Linked DNA regions of Homo sapiens: all the other regions are linked to region 2. Evidence: chromatin loops called from intact Hi-C (ENCODE). Cell type or tissue: heart right ventricle. All regions are shown on one strand.

Region 1 (8,000 bases), 530 kb after region 2:
TTAACTAAATGTTATTAAGGAGTGGAAAGTATCAAGCTGGAAGAATGTATTAGATGCCTTTTAAGCTGTATTTTGTACAGTTATAATAATACATGTAATTGTAATTCAAAAGGTAGATCCTTTTTTGTTTATTATAAAAACATCTTTGTTGAGATATAATTCACATATCATAAAATTAAAGTATATAGTTTATTGGTTTTAGTATATTCAGAGTTGTGCAATCATCATTATGATCTGAATTACAACATTTTCACCATCCCAGAAAGAAAACTCCTGACCATTAGTAGTTATCCAGCCTTAGTGAACCATTAACCTACTTTCTGCCTCTCTAAATTTGCCTATTCTGAATCTTTCATGCAAATAAGATCATACAGTATGTGGCCCTTTTTGACTAGCTTTTTCCACATAGATAAACACTTTTAAGATTCATCCATGTTACTTTAACCTTTTTTATGGCTGAATAGTATTCCATTGTATAGCAACACCACATTTTGTTCACCCGCTCACTAGTTGATAGACATTTGGGTTATTTCCACTATTTGACTATTGCAAATAATGCTGGCTGTAAATATTTGTTTACAAGTTTTTGTGTGGGCATGTTTTATTCCTCTTAGGTATATATTTAGGGGTAGAATTGCTGAATCATATATGATAACTCTTTAAGTGTTTGAGGAACTGCCACACTGTTTTCCGAAGAAGCTGCACAGTTTTACATTTCCAAAAGCAGCATATGAGGATTCCAGTTTCTGTACATCTTTGTTTTTAATCTGTCATTTTGATGATAGCCATGCTACTGGGTGTGAAGTACTACTCATTGTGGTTTAGATTTGCATTTTCCTAATGACTAATGATGTCAAGCATCTTTTTTTTGCTTATTGGTATTTGCATATTTTCTTTGGAGAAATGTCTATTTACGTCCTTTACCCATTTTTTAATTTAGGTTATTTGTGTTTTTATTTATTGGTTGTAAAAGTTCTTTATATGTTCTGGATATAGGTTTGTTAACAGATACATTATTTGCAGCCATTTTCTCCCATTTTTTGGGTTATCTTCACATTCGTGATATCATTTATAGCACATTTTAAATTTTGATGTAGCTCGTTTTATCTTTTTTGTCATTTGTATGTGCTTTATTTTTCAATGTATTTTTGTATTGAAGTTATTTTATCTATTTGTTTTAAAATACTAAGATAAAAATTTAGAAATTTATCAGGTTTTGAAATCATGGCATGGTACTGGAAATGCTGACAAGAAAACAACCTCATTACAGGATTTTATCTCTATTGAGTTTTAACCAGTCTTTCAAAAACGTTTAACTTTCAGTTTGATACTTTATAAAAACTTAAAATGAAAAGTTTCTTCTTTTTTTCTATTTTAGAACCAAAAAAAATTATAGAAATACTTTTTCTTAAGGATTGTAAATGATAAGCAGATTCTTTAAGATCCTGTCAAACAGGTTATTTCACTTATCTTTCCATCATATGAATTAGGTAAAAGGAATCTTTTAAGTGTAAAAAACTGCCTTTTCTTTCTTAAATTTTTTTGACATAATGTTAATATAAATCTATTGTATAAAATTTAAGGAAAACTAAAATCATATATAACTCTACCACTCAGATAGAACCACAATTAATATTTTGGTATATTTCCTTCCAGAGTGAGTATGTGTGTGTATTGTTAATATTTTACTTTTTTCCCTTAATATTTTATGTTCATTTTCCTATGATTTTTTATATCAAGAGGATCATTTTTGGAAGTGTCCTGAAATATAATGCCTAAATTTTTCTCAAAAAAGATTATCACAATTTCTACTTCCATTCTGTCTATTTTATTAAACCCTTATCAGCATTAGATATCATCTTTAAAAACTTTGCCAATGTAGATGAAAAATATTATCACACCATTTTATTTTTTATTTTTATTTTTAATTTTTTTTAAATTATACTTTAAGTTCTAGGGTACATGTGTACAACGTGCAGGTTTGTTACATATGTATACACGTGCCATGTTGGTGTGCTGCACCCATTAACTCGTCATTTACATTAGGTATATCTCCAAATGCTATCCCTCCCCCCTCCCCCTACCCCACGACAGGCCCCGGTATCACACCATTTAATTTACATATCATCGAATAGTGATGAATCGACATGTTTCTCATTTTGTTTTGCCATTTATATTTCTTTACTTTTTTTGTTTTGGTTTATATCTTATGTCCATTTAAAAAATTATTTCGAAATTATTTGGTGTAGGTGAACCTAGAGGTAGAATTAAGATACGACAGAGATAAGTTTTCAAGAAAAAGAAAAGTACCACAGGATTCATAAATCATGTTCTGGGCTGATTTGAAGGAATCATGAAAATTAAGTAGTCCGTTTATTTTAAATACTTAGGCAGTATACGACTGGACATACTGAAAATTGATGTACATGTGTTTATATACAGTAATTCCCAACCTTGTCTATGGTTTTGCTTTGTGTGGTTTCCATTACTTATGGTCAACTGCAGTCTGAAAGTAATAAATGGAGAATTTCAGAAATAAGCAATTTGTAAGCTTTAAATTATGTACCATTTTGAGTAGCATGATGAAATCTCAAGTGGTTGGCTCCCACTTTGGTGGGACATCAGTCATCCCTTTTTCTAATGTGTGATGCTATATACACCACCACTCAGTAGTCACTTAGTAGCCGTCTCAGTTATCAGATTGAAAAACAGTACGTGTAGGATTTGGTACCGTCAGCAGTTTCAGGCATCCACTGGAGGGTCTTGGACTATATCCCCCGAGGATAAGGGGGGACCATTGTAATTACTTCTTAAAAATAAGTGGGGATTCCTATACATACTTTCTCGCAACTTTTTATACCTATAAAATGCCTTATGGATCATTTTGTTAGTACATATAGATCTACCTCAGTTTGATCTATTATGTATTTTTCCATAGTGTATATTTCACATATTATTATTTATTTATATAATATACAGTGATTGCACAAACATAATCTTAAATACGCTAGAAGTTATAATTTATATGTTATGTTAATATTTATCTCCTATACTTTTTACTTAGACATTGAAAGCCCTCTAAAAGTTCCATATGTTGATGTAAAGTAAGGACAAGGTCTGTGTCATAAGTGCCTTTTATCACACTCGTCTCTGGCATAGGCCTTATACATTGTGAGTCTCCAATAATGTTATTTGAATGAGTGAATATTCCCAAACCAAATCACTGGACCATCTAACAATAACTTCCTGTCAGAATGGTTGTGAAAATTTACCTGGAAAGAATACATGTGGTAAAACTAGAGTAATATGATAATAAAAAATATATTAGAATTTATTGTCACTACTTTTAAAGTTACCATCTTGATATATTAAACTCTTGTTTTAGTACTGTGCCCATTATAAAAATATTTTTGCACCATCTCTTTTGTAGCTATATATAGAGCCTGTGTTTCTGTCTTTATCTCATGATTGATTTTTAGATCCACATTATTTGGAATGAATTGTAATGATTAAGGGGTATGATCAAGGTGGGTAGCATTTGTTTTGGTTACAACAAAATGAAACTATAAACTAAAGAGACAAATTTTCCTTTGTGCCTAATAAATTGATTCTAAAGATAGATCCAAAAAAGCTCCCAAAAACATTTTATTTCACATGGTTAATTTGCATAGTCTCAAGGAATTTGATGAAATTTTATAATTACTTTAAATTCTTAATGATAATGACTGGAACTTTTAAAAATATAAAACAAAACCTGTTAAGGTAACTCTTTAAGCTTTTAAAAATTCATTTTTAATTTATAATTGACATATAATGATTATATATATTTATGGGGTACAATGTAATGTTTCAAGGTAATTACCATATCTATCACTTTAAACATTTATCATTTCTTTGTGGTGACAATATTCAAACTCTTCGCTATCTTGAAATACCACTGCATTGTTATTTGCTGTAGTCACCCTAGTTTGTAATAGAACAGTAGAACTTACTCTTCCTAACTGTAACTTTGTACTCGTTGACCAATCTCTTCCTGTCCCCTTCTCCCCACTATCTTCCCCAACCTCTGATAACCATGATCTCTCACCATACATAAAAATAAACTCTAAATGGATTAAAGAGTAAACTATACGACCCCAAGTTGTATAACTACCAGAAAAAAAATAGGAGAATTGTTTCATGAAATTGGACTGGGCAAGAATTTTTTGAATAAGACCTCAAAAGCACAGGCAACAAAGCAAAAATAAGATAAATATTAAGATAACTTTTAGATATCAATAATAAGATGATTAAGAACATGACATTTAAATCTGTGTATATTCAATTAGGTGATTTATCATTTGAAATAAACAGATCTTTGCTGCCACCTGGAGGATTTTTGCTTGTAAATTTCTTTATTCAGTAGGAGCATTAGCATTCAACTTTGAATTTAAAACCTCCATCCCAAAGGTGCAAATAAAACAGAGGTGGCAGATGCATTGTACCATCTATACAAATAGTGTTTATGTTTATCTTTGTTCATTCTTATTTGAATTTTGTTTAATTGTGGAATATTACTATTCTCTGAATATTGCTAGTGAAATACTTTTATAACTTTATTTATATATTTTCAGTTCTGAGATACAGAAACCAGGAATGTTGAGTTTCTGTTCAAGTAGTTTGTGTTCCTAACTTGCCTGTGGGTATTGATTCTTCTCAGTCCCATAGGTCCTTGAGTGTGCCTTTTTCCGTCAGCTAGTTTAGATAGGTTGCACTCATATAATTTAAAAGGTTGTTTTTATTACTATATTTTGTAGAAAAAGTGGGGAAGACCAAAGTGGATAAGTGACTAGCAATTTATGGAGAATTAATAAAGGAGTTCTTCTATAACATAAAATAAACTAATAAATTTGATTTTTGATATGTACGTCATGTGAAAACTTAAAAGGCTTAGGAATTGTTTTAGTGACTGAAAAGAAATTGGTTGAAAACAGGAACATATTTCTCTCTTATAAAAGCATCTAGCAAACTGCAAGGTGAACTATTTAAGTACTTGTAAGTGGCTGCAAATTTGTAATGCAGGGACCATGCATGGACTTATTTGTTCTTTTGCGTAATGATCAACTCCATTTATTGTGTGCAAGTATCTGAAATAGAACAATATTAGCTAATTTTATCACCTACATGTCTGATAAAATTCTAATATTTGAGGCAGAAACAAGACTTTTGAAAATATTGAGAACTTTTCATACCTTTGTTTTAAAAATTTATTATGTCTGAGATAGAATTTGTTTTAAAGCTATGCAACTGTGTAAGATGCTTGATTTTTATTGCTTGTTTTGAAAATTACAGCCAAAAATTAGAGATAAGAGCTCAAGTTGCAGATGCCTTCTTATCCAAGTTCCAACTGACTTCTGATGAAATGAGTCTTCTCCGAGGTACAAGAGAAGGACCCATTACTGAGGTATCCTGGCTTTCTGTTATAATCATTTAAAGTTTAGTAGTTACAGATATTAGAGAGAAATTGCTTTTTTGAAGCTTTATTTTCCCATTAAAAAAAGTTTCATCTGAGAATATTTTTATGTTTGGAAATTTAAGATGTGTATTTTAATTATATTTTTCAAAGTAATACATGTACTTTTTAAAAAGAGTCAAAGTTATAAAAAGAAAATCTATGTCACCTATTTTACTCTTCCTCACCTCTAGGTCTTTTGTCAACCATTTTCAATGTTATTAATTGCTTCTTTTGTAAATTCTATATTCTAGATCTATAGTTAAAAAGAATATGCTTTGATTATCTATGTTAACTATTTTCTATTGATTCTCTATTGTGAAATGTGAGGATTTAGCCTTCTACCCACTCTGTCTCCTCCCCCAACACAGATAGTACACACATATGTTCTCTTTATCTCCTTCATACATCATAGTACAGTTAGACCACATTTTCTATTTTCTTTTCCTTTTTTTTTGAGACAGGGTCTCGCTCTGTCAACCTGGCTGGAGTGCAGTAGCACGAACACAGCTCACTGCAGCCTCAACCTCCCAGGCTCAAGTGATCCTCTCATCTCAGCCTCCCAGGTAGCTAGGGTATCCAGGCATGCACCACCACTCCTGGCTGATTTTTTAATTTTAATTTTTAGTAGAGATAGGATCTCACTGTGTTGCCCAGGCTGGTCTTAAACTCCTGAGCTCAAGCGATGTGCCTACCTCGGCCTCCCAAAGTGCTGGGACTATAGGTCTGAGCCATAGTACCTACCCACACATTTTTCATTTTCATTACAGTGACATTACAGTGATTGCATGTTCTTTCTTTTATAACTTTGTGTCTTTCCTTGGGTTAGAAATCACTTGTTTTTTCATCTAATTAATTTTTTAAGCTATTCCATTTTTTCCAAACTGGCTGACAGAATTATATAACCTCTCAAAATGTTAAATAACAAGAAAAAGTTTCGTTTCTTTTTTTTTCCTTGAAGACATTCAATTTTTCCAGAAAGGAATCTTTTGGTCTTCTCGCTGGGAAGAACTGTAAACTTAAGCCTATCGTCATCATTGTGGGATCAGAGGGCAAGAAGGGTTCTTGAGGTGGGGAAGGGTTCTCACTGAGTGTCTCTGAGTAGGTATCACTTTTACTGGCTTGGCTAAAATGGAACCAGTCATTTGGGTGTAGAGAGGTAAATAGGTGAGAGAATTAATAGAGATATTATGTATTAGTATGTACTGCCCTCATGTTTTGAGGAACTTTGCACATATGAAATATTTGACATATCATTTTTTCTCCCCTTGGTAGAAATTAGAAAATGAGGGTTATTATTATTATTATTATTTTAAGTTTTATTCATCAAAGAAAAATAACACATCCGTTATTTTTCGTGGGTGGAACACTATTTGTGGCACTCTGAAACCTAAGCCTCCAGTACATTTAAATATCAATCAACAGTTTGGCATCTGTCACCTCCTATATATTTAACTTTGCATTCTACTCTTGGACGAGGGAGCAATAATGAGTATACAACAGATACATAAAACATCATCTTCAGCAATAAGAATGCCAGGCTTAAGTAATAAGGTGTGTAATACACAATACTTTTTTTCATGTAGTAATTTTTAGTTTTGCATTTCTCACTAGACTACGTACACTTCTTGAGGACAGGGATTTTTGTCTTTATAAATTTTATTTTCCTGGCAACTGTCAACACTATTTGGCACATAGTAGAAACTGAATTAATATATTAATATGTCTTAAAATGTGAATAAATACCAGTTACACCGTCTATGAAAACTTAGAGAAAGTTGAGATCAGTATAGGAAGGCTTCCCTAAAATAGGTGAAAGAGTTTGTTTGCCCTTGGTAGTGACCTTTCAGTTTTAAATAATGCAATTTTGCCTGAAGCATGGACATAAAGTCACATTCTTAATTTTAAAGGATTTTTTCAAGGCACTGGGAAGAGTAAAACAGATTCATAATGATGTCAAAGTTCTCTTGCGTACAAATCAACAAACGGCAGGGTGAGTAACTGCTCACTGAACTAATTGCATTGCTGCTTATGTTTCCAAAATTTTAAAGATATTCTAGATTGTTTGTGAACTATATAGCATTTTGTGAAATAGAAGTTTAATCTTTATTTATCTTTAGAGAATGGTGAAGTTATACTCTGACAGGTTTAGGCTAAAACAGCAGTTGATAAATAAGTGATGGTTAAAATGTGACATTTATTTAATTGTAGAAAATTATTGAAAAATCATCCCATAAAATGATAAAAAGTTAATATGCTGTAATATGTAATATGCAAACAAAATAATTAGGTGCTTAGATGTATCTGTTGACTAAAGTTTAAATTATAATCATTAATTTTTTTTTAGTTTAGAAATTATGGAACAGATGGCCTTACTTCAAGAAACGGCTTATGAAAGACTTTACCGATGGGCTCAAAGTAAGTGATTTCTTTTATGTTGTCTAGATTCATGAACATTTGTAGTTGTTTTTTAAAATTTTACTTGGTCTTTATTTGATATATTTTGATT
Region 2 (8,000 bases):
TGTGAGATGGTATCTCATTATGGTTTTGATTTGCACCCAATACAGGAGCACCCAGATACATATAGCAAGTTCTTAGAGACCTACAAAGAAACTTAGACTCCCACATAATAATAGTGGGAGACTTTAACATCCCATTGTCAATATTAGACTGATCAATGAGATAGAAAATTAACAAGGATATTCAGCACTTGAACTCAGTTCTGCACCAAGCGGACCTAATAGACAGCTATAGAACTCTCCACCCCAAATCAACAGAATATACATTCTTCTCAGCATCATTTCGCACTTATTTTAAAATTTACCACATAATTGGAAGTAAAACACTCCTCAGCAAATGCAAAAGAATGGAAATCCTAACAGTCTCTCAGGCCACAGTGCAATCAAATTAAAACTCAGGATTCAGAAACTCACTCAAAACCACACAACTACATGGAAATGAACAACCTGCTCCTGAATGACTACTGGGTAAATAACGAAATGAGGGCAGAAATAAGTAAGTTCTTTGAAACCAATGAGAACACAGACAAAATGTACCAGAATCTCTGGGACACAGCTAAAGCAATGTTTAGAGGGAAATTTATAGCAATAAGTGCCCACAGGAGAAAGCAAGAAAGTTCTAAAATTGACATGCTAACATCACAATTAAAAGAACTAGAGAAGCAAAAGCAAACAAATTCAAAAACTAGCAAAAGATGAGAAATAACTAAGATATGAGCAGAACTGAAGGAGATAGAGACATGAAAAGTCCTTCAAAAATCAGTGAATCCAGGAGCTGGTTAAAATGTTATCAGAAATGTTGGCACACTGTATAAACTCTTCCATACCTTGCTTTTCTCTCTTAATGGAGACTGAAGTGCTTTCCATATCAGTACAGAAAAGCTTCCTTTTGCATGGCTGTATCATTTCCTACATATGGATGTACCATAATCTATTTAAGGAATTCCCATTCGATGGTCATTTATAGCAGACGTCTTTCTGCTATTGTTGAAAATGCCTCAATGGAAACCTTGTCCATAATGACTTAGTGCACGTGCAAACCAAAATTATTCTTCTTGACAAAATAGTTTAAAATTCCCTTCTCATCATGAAAAGGGGCAGAACAGGGAGGAGGCAAGTGTCAGAGAGAACATAGACAAAGTTTCAGAAAGCTGAGCTTGAAATCTCAGTGAACTGCAGCAGCAAAATCACAGCCACATGTTTCAGGGCCATTGGAGGAAAGCAAACATTGCAGAGAAACACACTAATAAAGACTTAGGACTAGAGATCTGTGTTTTGGAAGAAGACATTCTAAAGCATATCAGACCTCACAGGACAAAGCCATGTAGATCACAGAGAACACAAACTAAACCAGCAAGAACCATTCCCTTAGCTTCCATGGAAAAGGGCAATCAGCAGATCTTCAGAAGAATTTCAGACAGGGATCAGAAACTATATTTTGTGTCTAGCTTTTATTGTCAAGTATTGATATAGTATTTATAACAGATATTTTTAGATGCTTTATAAAGTCTGGAGTTCTTCTAGAGAAGCAAGGGCAAACAAATTCAAAAGCTAGCAGAAGACAAGAAATACTAAGATCAGAGCAGAACTGAAGGAGATAGAGACACAAAAAAACCCTTCAAAATATCAGCGAATCCAGGAGCTGGTTTTTTGAAAAGATTAACAAAATAGACAGCTAGCCAGACTAATAAAGAAGAAAAGAGAGAAGAATCAAATAGACACAATAAAAAATGATAAAGGGGATATCACCACTGATACTACCATCAGGGAATACTATAAACACCTCTGTGCAAATAAACTAGAAAATCTAGAAGAAATGGATAAATTCCTGGACATATACACCCCCCCCCCAAGACTAAACTAGGAAGAAGTCAAATTCCCAAATAGACCAATAACAAGTTCTGAAATTGAGGCGGTAGTAGCCTAACAACAAAAAAAAGCCCAGGACCAGATGGATTAGCAGCCGAATTCTTCCAGAGGTGCAAAGAGGAGCTGGCACCATTTCTTCTGAAACTATTCCGAACAATAGAAAAAGGGAGACTCCTCCCTAACTCATTTTATGAGGCCAGCATCATCCTGATACCAAAATCTGGCAGAAACACAACAAAAAAAGAAAATTTCAGGCCAATATCCCTGATCATCAATGCGAAAATCCACAACTTTTAAAAAAGTGGTCTGACTTTTTGCAATAATTGCAAAGCAGAGGGTTGGGTTCATTTTGAGGTTTATAGGGACATTTTAGAGACCCAGATTGGATATATAGTTGTTTCAACTGTAAACTCAGAAATTTATTAGCCTTACTCTTTTGTTTGCACTCTTTCCTCTTTCTTCCTTAGTTAAGGTACAAGACAAATGATTGCCAAGATTAAACAAATTGTGTTTGAGAAATAGCCCAACTACAGCATTGTCTTATTTCTATGAATGCTAATTTCTCATCTAACCCATTTATGAAATTGGAATTGAGGAGAGTATCATTTTAATGATTAGCATAACTCACTTCAGATAATCCTGAGTGTTTAAATATATTTTTTAAAATCTCCCAAAATATGACATCACCGACTCATTTGGATTTTGTTGACATGGTTTTATTCTAGTTAACTATTTCTGAAAGACTAAAGAGATAGCATCAAGTAAAGATTTAGCAGTATCATAGGCATGTTCACAATTAGTTTCTGAAAATTTCAGAAAGTCTCCAAAGGAGTTCCTCCAATTTTCCTTAGCTATCCAATCTTTAGCTTTACTTTCTCTTACTAACATGTGAATTAATTAATATAAATCAGAAAAACCAGGATCATGAGCTTGAATATTCAGTTCAAATTAGCTGGCAAAACTAATAGAGTCCTTGTGAGGGTTGGGAATTCTTTAATTATTCGTTTTAGTTGTACCTTTGACCATGGTTAATAAACCAAAGCAGGTTATCCTTCACCAGACACCTGCTGTTCACAAAATGGAGCCAAAACAGCAGGTGTCGGAGAAGGAGGAGGAACAGAAGGTACAAATGGGCAAGGCAGTCCAGACCATGAAGGATAAAGAGAAGAAGGAGCTAAAGGAGGAGGAGAAATTTTAGCAGTCTTTTTAAATACAGGAATTGTTTTAGGTCATCTTTTTTTGTTTCCTTCCTGAAGAGAAAGGACTTTATCAGAACCCCTTTTGGAAGTTTCCAAATACCGTTGAAAACAATTTTCACAATTGTTCTATTTCAGAGTCAGCTTTTTCTAATTGAGCATGCAAGTTAACTAATTTAGGCATTAAAGGTAGTGCATTTTGGCCGTTGTAATTTGGGGTCATCAGGAGTTATGTGTGATCAATTTTCTAAATATTTGCATGAAAATACACTATAGGTGTTAAACACAAATCTAGCTGATGTTTCTAATGGTGGGTCCTCGTTAAGAAGGAAGAGTTCATTTTAGATGCTCAGTTGCCCATAATTTAGTGCTTTCCTTCCTGCATGACCAAAATACTTTTGAGTCAAGTGTGCTGCTTGTGGGGATGGCTCCTCAAGGTGTCACCCTTGAGTCACTTCTTCCCTCTTAAGCGTCTCGGTAATCCCAAGAAACTTTGGCACTTTCCGCGCTAGTTGATCAATCCTTTATGTGTGCCAGCTGAATTAAGTGAGGCTACCTTTATGTTCTTCTTAGGGGTTTCGTATGAGACTATTACTCATCATGAGTGATTAACTCTGACATTCCCACTAGAACTAAACCACCTAAGGTACCATCTGGCAGCGAGAAATGGTGTCTCTTATCTTTGGGACTTATTTTGTCCTCACAGGGAGCCTGTTATACTTTTGGTTATTCATAAATAAAGTCTGGATTTGTCAATTGAACCAAGCTTCAGAACCTGGCCAGTTTTAAAGACTATAAACTTTTCCCGCAGGTCACAAAGATTCACTTCCTTTCACCACATCTTTTCAAAGGGAAGCTGTCTCTGTACCAAAATTTTGAACGACAGAAGGGTTGTAAAAACTCTAAGGAATAATTCAAGACAAATCTTAACTTCACAGAAAGTGAAAGCTAGAAATCTGCTATTAGAATCTCTACAGAATAACAAATGAATCTTCTACCTTGGAACAGAACTTCAATTCCAACCCCACTGAGTTAGGAAGGTACAGCTTGAATAAATTCTGAATCCTCAACCAAGGTGAGGCACCTTACCAGGGATTCCTGTTAACTCTGGTGAGGGTGGAAGATACATCAGTTGTGCTGGTATCAAAGATCTGGCTGCTGGTGAAATGACTGGGAAGGTCTCCTTCATAATCGCTAATTTGTCAACCTTAAATTAGGATTCAGGCAATATGATTAAATATTGAGTTTATTCAAGCACAAAGTCAGAAAAAAACCACTGGTAAGGACAGAGACTCCAAAAAGATAGGGTCAGTGCACCGAAGAGGAGACGCTTGAGGGCTGTTAATATAGGCAAAAGCTGGGGAAACTGAATAGGGTCTCAACATTTTCCATGTAAGGTTAGTGCATAGTTACAGCAATTTGATGGTCATAGGCAGTGTTTCATTTTGGGAAGGGAATATTAACATTCCACATTAAGGATGTAATGGTCAAGGGGTCTTTTACCTTAGCCAAGAAGTCTGCTGTCTCAGGTACCATCTGGTCTGAACTGGGACAAAAAGTAATAATAAGGAAGGGCAAAAGGTCGGTCATGCTTCGTGACTTGGTCTCCAAAGTCAACCTTGCTCAGTGCCTAACAACTTTTAGAAGCCCCAGACAGACAGATTATCCATTTTCTTTCATAATAAAGAGAAATTTGTTTTTCATAGAAATGCATTGTATGATTTATTTCAGTACAGTAGACAACAGTCTCCATTTGTTAATCTCACATTTCCCACAAGGAGGCAAAATTTATTGCCAGTCTGGTGAATGTTAAGGGGTTTTCGGTCTATAAAGGAAAATTTAACTAAGGGTTTCCCAGAAGACATGAGTATCAAAAATGAGAAAAGTTTTATGTAAAGTCTTTCTACAGGATATTTCAAAACACCACCAAAGTAGTCATCATGGGAAAAAAAATAAGAATTTATTGGACTGCATTAAACCAGTTTCATGATGTAATATTCTTTTTATTTTGAATTATACCCTGTGGGTATTGGGATGGGTTAGAGGGGTGTCCCACAATCTAGCCCAGAGCTTGGTAAAGGTCTTAATATGATCATATGTTGTTGAGTCATTATCAAATAGATCATTCCAAATCTACTTAACATTCTTAAAATAATAGTTTCCTTACAGAAGAAAGATATGGTTAGAATGCACATGGACTATGGGAAGAGCAAAGTGGGGCATTCAGACTGGCTGGGTGGGGTCAGGGCCTGTGCATAAGAGAGAAACAGACTCAAGGCAGTTGGGCACATTAGAACAGAGATTCTTCAGACCAAATGGTGAGAATCTTGTTCTCAATTAGCATATGTTTTAATGAAGACCTCTACTATGACCTTAATAAGAAATTTTGACTATTATTAAGAACAGGTTGAAGTAAAATTGACTTAGAAATGAATTTTCCAAAGAAACAGATAAAAATAAAACCATGAAAGATAAAAAGAATAAAATCATAGAATAATAAAATCATAAAAAGATCACCACAGGACCACAATTATTTCCAAACTATGGACTATAAATGCAAAGCCCTATCACCAGGATCTGCTTATGTAGCCTCCTTCCCTGAAGTTTCTTCCACCAGCACATAGCTATTGAATGCTTTAAAACTGAAAATGAGTCTCTCAGTTAATATCACTGTGAGGGTTTAAAATATAAGAATGCTAATATTTTATAGTGCTTATTATGTATGGACACCCTTCTAAATGCTTTATATTAATTTATTTAATGTTGACTGTTCAAGGTAGCTATCAACTATTATTATCCATTATACAAATGTGGACATTAAGGCACAGACAGAAAAAGCAATGTGCTGAAAGGCACACAGTTGGGAAGAGGCAGAATCACTAACTGGACCCAAGCAGTCTGAATCCAGAATCCACTTTCTTAACACTCAGCTTTCAGTAGGTGTAAGACATGTATAGTCTTTAGCAATCATGATAATATACTTTAGATTTTCTGGGTCATCTGGTTTTCAAGCATTCTGATCATTGAACCTAAATAAATTCTGATATTTTCAACATTTTTTGGTCACATACAAAATATGTTTGTAAATGTATGTAGAAGTTCAGTCACCAAATACTCCAATTTTAGATGTCCCATTAAAGCTAGCTCTATAGTTTGGATTATCTACCTTACACAAATAAAATATTTAGACTCAGCCCCTCTGGACCTCAGTCTCATCTTTTTTAAAGTGAGAATATTGCCTGCGCTTGTATGTTCATCACAGCACTATTCACCATAGCAAAGTCATGGAACCAACTTAGGTTGGAACCATCAACAGTTGACTGGATAACTACCACTTAGTCATGGAACCATCAACAGTTGACTGGGTAAAGAAAATATGATATATATACACCATGGAATACTACACAGCCATAAAAAATAATGAAATCATGTCTTTTGCAGCCACATGGATGGAGCTGGAGGCCATTATCCTAAGTGAACTGACTCAGAAATAGAAAGTCAAATACTGCATTTTTTCACATACAAGTGGAAGATAACCAATGGGTAAACATAAATAAAGATGGAAATAATAGACACAGGATTCCAAAAGCAGGGAGGCTGGGAGGGGAATTAGGGTTGAAAAATAAGCTATCATGTACAATGTTTGCTATTTAGGTAATAGATACACTAGAAGCCCAATCCCCACCAGTACTCAATATACCCATGTAACAAACATGCACATCTCCCCACTGTATTTACAATTAAATTAAACTAAAGTGAGGGTGTTGGACTAGATGTACTTCCAATGTCAAGATTACATTTAACATCTGTCAACTGGATCCAGGTTTAGTCTCATTTTTGCTGAAGTAGCATGTCATCAGCCTTCCAGGAAATGATTGTGAAAATCCATTCATACACTCTGAGGATCAGCACAGCACATTCCTAGAGGTAATTGCATTTGCTCAAATCAATGAGTCATTGGCCATTTGTAACTCTCCATGGGTTAATTACCAACACCATTGTTGAGACTGTAACATGTTTTGCTTGTGCTTAGAGAAATGTTTTTGTGGTTTCACTCTTAATTTGGCAGCGGCTGATACGAATTCAGACCACATATTATACTCATCGGTCTTTCACAACTGCCATTTCCCACAGGCAGCCTGATTATTCTACCCATGGAAACAGCAGAGAGCACCTAGCTTGTAAGATAGCAGATGAACAGTACTGAGTAAGCTTTATGTACTAAATGGGGCGTGAGGTTCATCGTGCTCACTATCACAGTCAAGAGGACTCGCAACAGGGAGAAGAAATAAGTCATTTAAATAAACTGGAAGAGATAAAAGAAGAGTTCAAAATCACTCAGCCAGTTAAAACCAATTTAACACCTTTGTTGAGTTGAGGAGCTTTCTGCTTAAAGTATTCTGGCAGATTAAATATCCAGACGGTAGGCAAAAAGAGAGGAAGTGACACCTATGAGTATTTGATATGTGCCAGACATTGTGCAGAGTCTTATAATAATAAAATAACAACACACATTTTTTTGTATGTGCACAATTCTAACTGCTTTACATGTCTTAATTCATTTAATCCTCACATCAACTCCAAGGAGTAAATATAATTTTTAACCCGATTTTTGTTGCTTTTAATTTTATAAGAAACATAAGAGACAGCCAATATTGACCTTACTTTTCAAATAAGGACACTGGGTCTCAGAGTTTGTAATTTGGTCATGGTTTCATAGGTAATAAATAACTAATGCAGAATTCACACGCATCTCCGTTGGACCTTAAAGTTGTGTTTTCCCTTGCCTTAGCAAGGATCCTGATACATTTGAAAAACTCAGCATTTTGTCATGTATCTGATAATTTCCAAATTGGAAGGGACTCAATGATCACAATCCTATTGGTTTTACTTCATAGAAAACCACCGGTTTCTTCAAATGATTAAGCTTAATGTCAA
Region 3 (8,000 bases), 94 kb before region 2:
AAGTGCTTAAAAATGATGTTCAAGCACAAGAATTTATTTTTCTAGTATAAAAGATCTAGTATCAGAAAGATTTGTTTTTGTATCATTAAGAATCTTATATTTTGTTGCCCTCTTGGGACTTAGTTTTATTTGTAAGTGCATAAGGATATTTTAATGAAAGGAAAGTAACTAAAAAATGGGGTTGGGAAGAGGGACTAAGGTGGTAACCTCATTATTTGCCCTGGTAGACTGATTCTCCCTGGGTAAAAAAAATGGGAATAAAAATGAGCTTGCATGATAATTTATTAAATTTCATGTGAAGAACTCCAGACCTCCAGATTGTGCAACTAACATAAAATGAGCTGCTTGAGAGATTGTAAATAAGATGAACTATTGATTAATTTGAGTACCCACAGAGTGCTGTGTCTTGACGACTTAAAAATGAAAAAGCAGGATTGCCTTTTGAGTAGCTTGCAGTCTAGTGGGGAGACAAGCAGGCAAACAGTCACAACACAGCAAAAGCGACCTTGGAGCATAGTGGGACTTTTGGAGTAGGAGTGCTGCATTTGACTGAGGGAATCATGGATACTTCGCAGGAGAAGTGAATTTGAGCTCAGACTTGAAAACTGAGGAGGAGCTTACCAAGGGACAAGGAGGAGAAAACAATAATTTCCAAGTAAAGAAGGTATAAAAAGTTAGAAGTGTACTGTAAACTTTGATAGGCTTTTAGGCCTTTTTTAAAGCCCAACTTGGCTTCTGTCCATTACCTATAAGATATTTAATGTCAGTCAGCCTTTAAATGTAGGAATAAAATGGCTGGCATCTAAGCACTTTAGTAAAAGAGGTTTTTACAAATAACTAAGGATTGTAGAGCTTCCTTCTCTTTTTTTTTCTTTTTCTTTCTTTTGTTTTACATGAACTCAACTTATTCCTAACATTTGTCTACCTCAAAGAAATTTCAAGATTATTTAGATAACATGGATATGTGCCAAATCCTTTGAGCTGTTAAGATGATAATTTCCTGCTTTCCTCCTACATCTTCTCCTCCCACTCCCTCCTTTGGTGTGAATATTGGCTTCCCAATTAAGACCTTTTTTTTTTTTTTTCCAGTTTGTTTTAGCTTATTATAGGTTTTGGAGGAACTTTGCCATTTTGTAATCTTTCAAATCATTCTTCACCCTTCCTCACATCAGCTTCCTGCTTTTCCCAGTGTTTTACTGTAAATTGTGTAGCATATGACAAATCTTGAGCTGACTTTCCTCTTCACCTGTTATGGCTGGAGTATTTTCCAGACCTGAAGGGACTCACACTTGTTTTGATACTTGGATCACATCTCCGTGAGGTTAGGAAGGTAAATCTACCAACAGGAAGCCCTGTACTCTGTATTCCAAGGCCATTGGTAAATGTGTTGGTGCCACTGATCGGACTGTATGACCTTAAACAAGTCACCTTAGTTTTCAGTGAAATGGGAATATCATTGTCTCCTCTTTCATGAATGCTGTGAGAATCAGATGTGCAACAGGTACAGACTTGCCCTTTGAAATCTATACCTCTGGATACATTAGAGGCATTTTATTAACAAAGGCCCTTCTAAATGTGCTATTTATTTGACAATAACTATCAGATTTGCCTTAATTTTGTGTTTATAGCATTTATCAAAACGTATCCTCATAGACTTTATGCAGATTAATATGGTCAATTGATTTGGATAAAAGAAAGTAATTTCAGGGTTTGTTTTTAAGCCAGGACAAGAAGTGCAAATGCCTCTTTGAAGCAATTTAGGCTAAACTGATTTTGAAATTTCAAAATGTTTTATTTTACTTTGTTTTATTAAGCCAGGACAAGAAGTGCAAATGCCTCTTTGAAGCAATTCAGGCTAGGTAAACCGATTTTGCCATTTCAAAACGTTTTATTTTACTTTGTTTTATATCAGAGTCTTATAAAACCTGCTGCAAATATTTCTGAATGTCTTTGTAAAAGTGTTTGTTAGTGTACCTGTGATTATAGTACTTCACTTTTTTCCTTTGGATTAATTGGTTAAATGAATGAGAAATGTGTTATGTTTTTTACTAAAAAGTATAAATTAAAATTTTGGAAAGAAAAGGCAATATTATCTGGCTCCCCAATTAAAGTTTGATTTTATTGTCACAAAAGCAGTCTATAACTTTTTATTCCTTTAAAGAATTTCAGCAATTATGAAATCACAAGTTGATGCTGAAAGAATATCCCACTTTTCACACATATAGCGTGTAAGCTGATGTGCATAAATATGACTAGAAGTTGCTTAGAACATTTAAAGAATGTAGCTTGTTTTGAGGTGGTGGGAGGGTACAACTGACAGTAATAACTAGCTAATTGTCTACATTTCTGCATTAAAAGTGGAACATCTTTATACTTCTACTTTTTAGGTCTATTCTTGGAGTGGGGAGGGGAGAAAGTGTTCTAAATTAGAAAACCAAAGGCTATAGATTTAGCTCTATCTTTCCCTACCTGTACCATCAGATTGGGTCTTTCAAGTGGAATATTTATCGATCAGAGAAAACTTGGATGAAATCTGATGGTGAACAGAGATTTACCACGAATTTTTTTTTTTTTTTTTTTTTTTGAGACAGAGTCTCGCTTGGTCGCCCAGGCTGGAGCGCAGGAGTCTCGCTCGCTCGGTCGACCAGGCTGGAGTGCAGTGGCGCCATCTCGGCTCACTGCAAGCCCCGCCTCCCGGGTTCATGCCATTCTCCTGCCTCAGCCTCCCGAGTAGCTGGGACTACAGGCGCCCGTCACCACACCCGGCTAATTTTTTTTTTTTTGTATTTTTAGCGGAAATGGGGTTTCACCGTGTTAGCCAGGATGGTCTTGATCTCCTGACCTCGTGATACGCCCGCCTCCGCCTCCCAAAGTGCTAGGACTTTGTTCTTAGGTCACTTAACAGATTAAAAGACTGCTTCAAGCAATGTAGTGTAAGGCTACGGCAATAAAGTCCTATTTTGTTTTGCCTTTGCTGTTTTTAAGCACTTTTGCATTTGAAAACAGGACAGATTGGATAGTCAGCATTAAAATGGAAACTCAAATTTTTGCTTTTTAGGCTTACCAAAATAAATGAGAGTTTTTAAAAGTCCTAAATTTATTACTTTAATTTGTTGTATTCTCTGCTATATATTTTCAGCAACAATAAAAAATCAAAATAATCATCTTTATTGATTCAGTAAAAAGTTTTGAGACAACAAACATATAAAAGCACTCAGTCAAGTGTCCTCTGCTCTAATAGTTCCCTACCTGGTTGGGAAAACAAGCTACTTAAACCTTGTCTTTTAGTAGTTTTAGGAGATACCATTTTTGGCACTTGTGTTATGTTACATTCTTGATACACAAGAGGTCAGTAGCGTTCTGCTTATAAGCATTTCTTGAAATCAAACATGGGCTAAACTTCATACTTTGGTTGTTTTTTTTTTTAATTGAAGCTACAGTGTTCACCATACTTTCATTGTTTTTCTTTTTTCTGCCACTTGCTTACATCTTAAGGAAATTGCTTTATGGGTGAAACATTTTCCAAGCATTGTTGGAAATTTTTTACTGGTTAATTGGACTTGTCCACAATTAAAAAAAAAGTTTAAACCTTTTCAGTAATTCAGACTAACAGCCAGAAGTGAATTAACTTATTTTAAATGAAGGTGAAACTATAATCTGAATGTGTGAGTTTAGTACAATAGAGAATGAATTTGTATTAGTGGGGAATCATTCTTTTTTCTCCCTAGTAGTTGTTTTTTGTTGTCGTTGTTGCTGTTGTATAAAAAAAAAAAACAATTTCACCTTGTGGTTGCTACTTTACAAATAAGAAAAATAAGTTTTTTATAAAGACTCTTAGGTCATTTCTTCATCAGCTACTCTGGAATCCATGAGTTTATAAATTAATCCTCTAAACGCTAAATGACATGTAGATGCTCCTTTGGTGTATAAGAATTGAATAGAATTTGAGCAATGAAAAATAACACTACTTAAAACTTATTTTTTCCATTGTAAACAATGAAGTAATATGACTTAATTCTGCTTCTATGTAATTCATAAATAAAAAACTCACTGTAACATTAAAACAAGCATGTCCTACATGAGTTACATTTAAATAAATTAATTTTAATTTAAATTAATTTAATAGATTAATTTGCGTGAGTCACAACAAATTGATATTATAAACTTGCTTCTCAATTTTCAGCCGCTTTATCAAAGGAAGAAAATTTTAGTTGCATGGTGCAGATTCTCAGATTTGTTCCTAGTGAGAATTAGTTACTGTAATATGTGTTAGAAATTTTTTTTTACAATACGACATTTATATACAAATTGTCACAATCACCAGTTAAATGTTTTTATAACATTTTTCTTCACAGTGTGTATAAAGAAGTATTTAAATATTTTGATGCTTCCTGTATTGAACTGAAATACTTATTTTTACTTAACTAAAGGGATGAAGGAACTAACTATATGTACGTTTGTTTTTAATCAACATTAATTGAGGTAAATGTATTCAGTTTTGTGTGGAGCGTATGGGGGTTACGTTTGTGCAGTCTGTGTGCATATGTGTAAATATAAATGTGCATCTAAAGGGCATTATGCCCAACTAGGTCAGAAGAACTGGATCAAGACAGTTGAAACAACATGGCTAAACGTTAAGTCCTCATCGGAGGACACCTGGTTTGGCAACAAATTATTTGAAAAAGTTTTGGAAAGTTTGTTGGCCAAAAATATTACAAGCCTTGTTAAGAAAAATGTTGCAATCTTAGACAACATTGAAGTGTAGATTTAATGGCAGTTTAATCGACAAGATAGTCTATATATCTAGTAAATAGCTCCGTGGTGTTGTTTCCTTTGGCTACTACATTTTAAGGGGGCATCCTATAAACTGTTTAACCCAAAAGCAGTGTGATGGTTAATATTGAGTGTCAGCTTGGTTGGATTGAAGGATGCAAAGTATTGTTCCTGGGTGTGTCTGTGAGAGGGTTGCCGAAGGAGATTAACATTTGAATCAATGGACTGTGAGAGGCAGCCCCACCCTCAATCTGAGTGGGCACCATCTAATCAGCTGCCAGCGTGGCTAGAATAAAAGCAAGCAGAGGAACGTGGAAGGATGAGACTGGCTGAGTCTTCTGGTCTTCATCTTTCTCCCATGCTGGATGCTTCCTGCCCTTGAACATTGGACTGCAAGTTCTTTAGCTTTTGGACGTTTGGACTTACACCAGTGGTTTGCCAGGGGCTCTCAGACCTTCTGCCACAGACTGAAGGCTGCACTTTCAGCTTCCCTACTTTTGAGGTTTTGGAACTCGGACTGGCTTTCTTGCTCCGCAGCTTGCAGGTGGCCTGTTATGGGACTTTACCTTGTGGATCATGTGAGTCAGTACTCCTTAAACTCCCTTTCATATATCCATCTATCCTATTCATCCTGTCTCTGTAGACAACCCTGACTAATACAAGCAGGTAACCAAAATAACAGTGTTTGGAAATAATTCTGAAGTCTCAGAGGGTGATCATGTAGTAGAGTGAATAGAATTCTGCACTTTCCTCCAGAACTAAGACAATGAGTACAAATAATAGAGTGGTCCATTGGATCAGCCCAATAAAAGAACCCTCCTCTAGCAGTGGAATGGGCTGTAGCAGTGGATGTGGTAAAGCTTGGTGTTTCACAGCTTGGAATCCAGAGTTAGGTTGACCTACGTTCTAATCCACGCCCTGCAACTAATTTGTATTGTTTTGAGCTATGCCTCATTTTTTTGCTCATTTGTGAAATGGGAATACTAGTATTTTCCTTATGGAATTATTGTGAATACAAATAAGATCATGCATGTAAAGCATTAAGCCCTGTCTCTGACATGCAATAAGCACTCAACAAACCTTAAGAGATTCACGTGTGGTGTTTCAATCAGACAATGGCAGTCATGCTACCACCTTTGGGCAGGGTTTGGGAGAATGGTGAGACCACATGAACTTCCCTATTATATAATTCTGTGTTTAGTCACAGTATTGAAAATTAAAGGTAAGGCTGTAATATACTAAAGCATCTATCATTTAGAAATGCCATTTTAAAAAACATGGCTATTTTTAGTTGGCATTAATGCTGTTTATCCAACAAGTAATTTATGATCAAGGTAAAGACTCCCACCTTCTGCAATTTATATTCTAGTTGGAGAGACAGAGGAAATTGAGAGGAAAAATGGGATTTTGGTTAACATTTATGGTATACATTAACACTTAGTTGGTTAAGCAAATACCCATTTTCAGTGTTCTTCTGCCTTTCCTTCCACTACTGTAACGACTGGAAGAGCTGGGTGCTCACTTCCTCAGCCTGCTAGCAACTAGAGGTAGCTCTGTGACGTGGCTCTGACCATAATTGGAAGTCTACTGGTAGACTTCTAGAAAAGCATTTGCTTTTTTGATTTTAAAAAATAGCAGCATCACTCCTTTATCCATTTCTTCCCTGCCTTGAACTTGGAAGTGATGCCTGAAGTTGCAGTAGCCGTCTCAGAACCATGAAGCCACAAAGCAGCAATCTTAAGGCAGAAAGATAGGAGCCTGGGTTTTTAGCATGTTAGGGAACCACTACATTGTCCTTGTATTTCCTTTCTCCAGACTTCTTTTTATGGGAGATAATTAAATGTGACTAAAGCCACTGTTAGTTGAATGTTTTCTTGCAGGTGAAAGCATTCCTAAGAAATGTAATACTGAGTTAAACTGCATTAATTTGAGAAAGATGGATATTTTTATTGTTTTAAGATTCTGTATCCAGGAATATGTCATTCCAATGTCTTATGTCCTTTAAGATTTTACAAGTTTTTTTAAAAAAATAGATGCTGTGCCTTTTTCTCGTGACAAATTTAGATTCCTGTATCAAATTTATTCCATGCATTTATTACCGATACTAGAGTAGGATTTTTCCCCATTTCTATTTAGTTATTGGAGGTATAGAGAAAAGGAATCAATTTGTTTTATATATAATATATTAACCTTAATTAATTTAATTTAATAATTTAATGAGTTAATTTAACAATTAACCTTAATTATTTTAATTAGCTATTATGGACATTTGGATTTTGTGGGTGGAGCACTGAAAAAAACTATACATCTTTCAATATTTGTATTGCTTGTTTGATTTTCAAAATTTTATTACATTAGCTACACTATTTAAAACAATGTTGAATGATAGGGGGATATCCTTATCTTATTTCTGATTTTAATGGAAATGTTTGCACTACACCAATTATTAATAATACGATATTTGCTATTAAGTTTTGGTAATTTTCATATTTCAGTTCTTTGTCTCTTAGAGTTTTATTAAGAATACTTAATTTTATTAACTGGCTTTTGACATTGATGTAGACAATATGTTGATGTAATGAATGTTACAGATTATTTTTCTTATGTTATTGGAAAACATTTTAATCATGATGTCTTGCTTGGAACTTCTATTCTTGAAACACAAAGGGCAGTAGAGTTCTATTTATACAATTTACTAATTATGTTTCTTCCATCTCCAAAAGGAAATTGAGTTTCCTTACAATAAAAGAATACATTAAAATAGAAAAAGTAATGTCAAACAAACATTTTATAGAAAGTACATTTATTGGAAACCTGGATTAGTAATAGTTACAGCAATAAAATATTAAGTTAATTTGGAGTTTTCTTGTAGCTGTGGCAAAGAAGGAAATATAAATAATTCTCATTTAATGAAATCTTATCCATTCTTTGGAAAAAACAAGCTCTTGTTTTTTCTTTTCTTTTTTTTTTTGGCTCAACTTGAAAAGTTTCCATAGTCTTCCACAAATTATAGATATCAGAAGAAACTTTGGTTATCAACAATAGCAATAAAAGTGATTTTTAATGGACTATATTATTAAATAGATTAGTGCAATTATGTATCAAAATCATGCCTTTTATTTTACTTGTTTATATATATTTTCAACTTTTAGATTCTGGGGGGCTACATATACAGATTTGTTACAAAGGTATATTGCATGATGCTAATGTTTGGAGTATAATTGAAC

Evidence for each region. A loop is a pair of places that touch in the nucleus more often than their neighbours do. Peaks named below come from ENCODE experiments on the same cell type or tissue, not always from the same donor. Only the 100,000 strongest peaks of a DNase experiment are listed, where the experiment ranks them.
Region 1: a loop joins it to region 2, with 6 times the contacts of the local background. A loop is called at or near these places in 13 of 110 quality-filtered maps.
Region 3: it touches region 2 in a loop (4-fold over the local background); 6 of 110 quality-filtered maps call a loop at or near these places.

What each region holds. Positions count from the first base shown.
Region 1 is chr13:39,672,137-39,680,136 of GRCh38, forward strand. COG6 (component of oligomeric golgi complex 6) reads left to right here. Exons shown (of 19, transcript NM_020751.3): 5 at 5,332-5,443; 6 at 7,402-7,484; 7 at 7,839-7,909. Among named protein-coding and RNA genes, the nearest start is that of MIR4305, 12 kb to the left of the region's middle. In heart right ventricle, a CTCF peak has its summit at 4,365 (motif pointing left); no DNase peak of the experiment used is centred here.
Region 2 is chr13:39,141,629-39,149,628 of GRCh38, forward strand. No RefSeq gene overlaps it. Among named protein-coding and RNA genes, the nearest start is that of NHLRC3, 110 kb to the left of the region's middle. In heart right ventricle, a CTCF peak has its summit at 3,499; a DNase peak (open chromatin) is centred at 3,513; H3K4me3 peaks cover 468 bases; H3K27ac peaks cover 1,910 bases.
Region 3 is chr13:39,047,978-39,055,977 of GRCh38, forward strand. It overlaps NHLRC3 (NHL repeat containing 3), which reads left to right. Exons shown (of 7, transcript NM_001012754.4): 7 at 1-2,132. LOC105370169 (a long non-coding RNA gene) reads left to right here and starts at 5,095. Exons shown (of 5, transcript NR_187783.1): 1 at 5,095-5,351. In heart right ventricle, a CTCF peak has its summit at 3,332; no DNase peak of the experiment used is centred here.